2 separate regions of the Homo sapiens genome follow, and region 2 is linked to region 1. A link is an interaction called in ENCODE POLR2A ChIA-PET data of the cell type or tissue named here. Cell type or tissue: CD4-positive, alpha-beta T cell. All regions are shown on one strand.

Region 1 (2,500 bases):
GTGATTATCTCGGGGTGCTGGGATTTCCTGTGGCTTTTATTTTCTTCCTTTGTGCTTTTCTGTATTTTCCAAGGTTTTGTAATGATTCAAAAAAGACTTTTTTCACAGAATGCTTGGCGTATTAACCTGCCAAATACACTGGCCTCACGGACACTTCCTTTTCCCGGGGAAGGTCCTGCCCACAGCTCTACTGAGGGTCCAGTCCTTAGGCGGCCAAGTCTTAATTTATGCACAACCATAGCAGCTTCGAAATTTCAGTATTGGAGAGACTTAAGAAGACAATCTGATTGCAAAGGAGAAATTGAAGTTATATTTAAAATAAAGTTAAGACAATGTCAATTGTCCATATGAAGGAATAGGAGACAGGCTACAGCTTCCCCACTCTTCTCCTTGGGGTCGGCCATTAAACCTTCCGCTATGCTCCTGCCCCATCTCCCTTCTGATTGGACAGGGGGTGATCAGCTGACCCGAGTGCAGCCAATCCACCCAGGAGCCTGTGCCTTATGCAAAAAAAGATGGCCGGGTCATTAAATTCATCCCTGGCGGATTTGAACTGAGAAATTAGGCAAGTGCCAGACAGTTAGCAGTGGGAATAGTAAATGAAGGGCTGTAGGGAGAGACAGCAGGAGCAGAGAGCCATGAGGAGATACAGATGGTGTGCATCATGGAACAGTAGAAATAATTACTAAAATGACTAAATAAAAAGCATGAAAAAGGCAGAGATATGAGATTTTTTTCCTCCAGACGGAATCTTGCTCTGTTGCCCAGAGCTAAGAAATTCTACAACAGCTTCCCAGGCATGGGTTAAGAAGACCTAGAAAACTCCTATGCCTGTTTAACATCAACTCCACCATTATGGCTTCATTGGACAACCATTATTGAGTTTACACTATGCTAGACACTATACCCAAGAGATATCTCAGTGGAGTGCAGGGGCGGATCTCAGCTCACTGCAAGCTCTGCCTCCCCGGTTCAAGCAATTCTCTTGCCTCAGCCTCTCGAGTAGCTGGGATTACAGGCACATGCCACCATGCCCGGCTAATTTTTGTATTTTTAGTAGAAACGGGGTTTCACCGTATTGGCCAGGCTGATACTCCTGACCTCAGGTGATCCACCCGCCTGGGCCTCCCAAAGTGCTGGGATTACAGGCATGAGCCACCACGCCCGGCTGAGATTTTTTAAAAGGATATAGAGATTAGAGGAAAGGATAAGTCAAATGGTAACAAGAAGAGCACAGAACAAAAGTGAAAGAGACCAGGGTGGCCCCGTTTCTTCATTTGAGTTCCCTCAGGAGCAGACTCTGAGACAACAATTTCCGTGCAAGTGGTTTATTTGGGAAGTGGTCTCAGGAAACTGCAGAAGAGGACTTGGGGAAGTGATACCAGGAAGGGAAGGCAGCCAGTAAGTGGTGCATTACTGAGCCAGCCACAGAAGGCAGTGACTGGAGCTTAACCCAGGGGGAAACTGTGTCATATGCATACCTCAGAACTCTCCCCAGCCAGGAGGTGAGGGAGTTAGGATATTTATATAGCAACTCCTGAGAGTCTGGTTGAGGACTGCTCCCATAGCACTTGATTCCCTGGAATTCAAACCCTGTGCTTGTGGAAAGAGCTGCCTTCCACGGCTCCAGGAAAAAATTCCCTAGACACAGAGATGCAGATATACTGGCAGCTGCAATGATCAGAAGCACACGGAAAGCTCTGAGGAATACAGATGAGGCTCTGGAAATGTCTGCCTCATCAAGAGAGAGGACCCATACACAGATAGATGGATCCTACAGTCCATTTGAGATGGTGAGAGAGTGCTAGCCCCTGAGCACTTTCTTTTTTACAGCTTCTTGGTTCTTCAGCTTCATACAGTATGTCCCCAAGACTTGAGCCAAGTGGAGGGACCCCAACTAAGATGAAGAACCTGGGAAGAGGCACCCCTCTTCCCTAGGACTCCACACCCTCCCCAGCCTCCCACAGGGAAAGAACTGTTCTATATTATCTAGGGTCACAAGCCATAAAAGATTGTCACCTTGGATTGATTCTTTTTTTTTTAAATAGAGTTGAGGTCTTGCTCTGTTGCCCAGGCTGGTCTTGAACTCCTGGACTCAAGCAGTCTTCCTGCCTCGGCCTCCCAAAGTGCTGGGATTATAGGCATTGACGGATTCTTAATACAGATTTTAGATTCTCATATAGACCCCTAACATTCCCTCCCCTAATACCCAATGACCATGCTAAGAAATTCTACAACAGCTTCCCAGGCATGGGTTAAGAAGACCCAGAAAACTCCTATGTCTGTTTATCATCAACTCCACCATTATGGCTTCATTGGACAAACATCATTGAGTTTACACTATGCTAGACACTATACCTAAGAGACATCTCAGTCTGGAAGGAAGCGGACACATACATTAAGAATTTCCTCAGAATGCGGCAAATGTTAAAATGGAGCTGTGTTGACATGGTGGGGAGCATTAAGGCAGAACACATGAATTCAGCTTATGGGAATTCAA
Region 2 (2,500 bases), 880 kb before region 1:
TGTGAACTAAGAGAAGCCGTTTGTGTTCATACATCAAATATTGAATGCATTTTAGGGTCGGGTACTATATTAGGTGCTAAGATCAAAAATTAGTAAGATAATTTCTAGTCCAGAATCCAAGGAGCTCACAGCCATACAATAGCACCAAACAGATATGTATTTCTTTTATTTATTTATGCTTTGTTAATTGTTTAAAAATATCTGTCACCATGAAATTCTGGTTCCACAGTCTCTGGTATAGTTAAATCATTTTAAGGAAATAGTTTATTTCAAGATGTTCTTGCCTCAAAATTTAATGTCAAGTGAAGAAATGATCTCATATTTCACATAGTGTAGCTGCCAGGAGATGGTAAAATCAGGCGTTTGTCTTGACGTGTTTATATTTACACAAAGGTGTTTCAGAATGTGTTTGCAATGAGGAAGAAGAATAAGTAAAAGAGAGTTTGAGGACAAGCCTTCTGATATGGAAACGAAGGAAAACAGAAAGTCTGGAAATGTGGATGTTTGAATTACGGATGAGCACATTCCCAGAGCATTATTGTAAATACGAAAGAAAGAAGATCAGATTTTAAAAGTTGTTTCTTGGCCAGGCGCGGTGGCTCACGCCTGTAATTCCAGCACTTTGGGAGGCTGAGCTGGACAGATCATGAGGTCAGGAGTTCGAGCCCAGCCTGACCAACATGGTGAAACTCCATCTCTACTAAAATACAAAAATTAGCCAGGCATGGTGGTGCACACCTGTAATACCAGCTACTGAGGAGGCTGAGCCAGGAGAACGGCTTGAACCTGGGAGGCAGAGATTGCAGTGAGCCGAGACCGCACCACTGCACTCCAGCCTGGGCGACGGAGCGAGACTCTGTCTCAAAAACAAACAAAAAAAAAAAGTTGTTTCTCTAACTGGGACAAAGTAGTGCTATTTAGCCAAATTTATTGGGCCCGCTACTATGTGACAATAAGAAAAGAAAATGTCTGCTTTGATGGAATTTTATATTCTAATTGGGAAGCTGAAAATATGGGAGATGAAAAAGTAAAATATGTTGTATATTAGATAATGATAAGTGCTAAGTGGGTGGGGAGCTGGAAGGGGGGAGATAACTTTTGACCTGAACAAAATGAGAGAATTGTACAGATGTCTGGGGAGAGAGGATTTCAGCCCACAGAAAAGTTTTGGGGAAAGGATGTATGTGGTTTGTTCACAAATACCAGTGAGATCGATCTAGCTAGAGTATCTGACAGAGAAAATAGTGGATAATGAAAGAAAAGTGATAGGGGCCAGAACATGCAGGGCTCTTACAGCTTTTTCCTCTGAATGAGTTTGGAAACACTGAAAGGTTTTGAGTAGAATCATGGCATCTGACATATGTGTTTACAGGATCGCTCTGGTTGCTTCATGGTAGGAGCGGGGACGCCATTGCGGAGGCTGCTGCACAGTCCAGACAAGAGATGATGTAGTTTAGGCCAGAATAGTGGCAGAAGTGATGGTTAAAAGTGGTAGAATCCGGCCGGGTGCAGTGGCTCACGCCTGTAATCCTAGCACTTTGGGAGGCCGAAGCAGGTGGATCATGAGGTCAGGAGATCGAGACCATCCTGGCTAACGCGGTGAAACCCCGTCTCTACTAAAAATACAAAAAATTAGCTGGGCATGGTGGCAGGCGCCTGTAATCCCAGCTACTCGGGAGGCTGAGGCAGGAGAATGGTGTGAACCCGGGAGGCAGAGGTTGCAGTGAGCCAAGATCGCACCACTGCACTCCAGCCTGGGTGACAGAGTGAGACTCCATCTCAAAAAACAAAAGGGGCGGGGGTGGACTTCTTGGTAAATTCTGAAGGTAGAATCAACAGGATTGATATTTATTTATTTATTTAAGACAGGGTCTCGCCCTGTCACCCAGGCTGGAGTACAGTGGCACAATCACAGCTCACTGCAGCCTTGACTTCTCGGGCTCAATGGATCCTCCCATCTTAGCCTCCTAAGTAGCTGAGACCACAGGCATGTACTACCACACCCAGCTAATTTTTGTATTTTTTTTGTAGAGATAGGAGTTGTGTCATGTTGCCTAGGCTGGTCTCGAACTCCTGAGCTCAACTAATCCTCCCGCCTTGGTCTCCCAAAGTGCTGGGATTATAGGTGTGAGCCACCACACCCAGCCTCAACAGGATTTATAGACCAACCGAATACATCGTGTGAGAGGAGAAAGTCAAGGATAACAACGAAATGTTTACCTTAAGCAACTGGAAGAATGGAGTTGCCATCAACCAAGATGTGGAAGACTGTGAGAAGAGCAAGTGATGGCAGAAGGACAGTAGAAACTCAGTTTTGCATACGTTCACTTTGAGATGCCTAATAGGCATCCAGGTGGAAACATCAGTAAGTAATTGGATAGAGGCCAGGAATTCAGAGGAAAAGCCCAAGCTGGAGATTTAGATTTAGGAGTCACCAGCATATGGACAACATTTAAAGCAATTAAATTGTTTACATTTTCCCCAGACATACCCTTTCTGT

What was found. ChIA-PET counts read pairs that join two places held together with the same protein. Peaks named below come from ENCODE experiments on the same cell type or tissue, not always from the same donor. Only the 100,000 strongest peaks of a DNase experiment are listed, where the experiment ranks them.
Region 2: POLR2A ChIA-PET joins it to region 1 with 13 read pairs; 3 of 35 experiments call an interaction of 5 or more read pairs at or near these places.

The regions. Positions count from the first base shown.
Region 1 is chr4:25,967,521-25,970,020 of GRCh38, reverse strand. No RefSeq gene overlaps it. Among named protein-coding and RNA genes, the nearest start is that of SMIM20, 55 kb to the right of the region's middle. In CD4-positive, alpha-beta T cell, no CTCF peak of the experiment used is centred here; a DNase peak (open chromatin) is centred at 1,360; H3K27me3 peaks cover 513 bases.
Region 2 is chr4:26,851,919-26,854,418 of GRCh38, reverse strand. It overlaps a transcript of TBC1D19 not described here. Among named protein-coding and RNA genes, the nearest start is that of STIM2-AS1, 7.4 kb to the left of the region's middle. In CD4-positive, alpha-beta T cell, no CTCF peak of the experiment used is centred here; no DNase peak of the experiment used is centred here.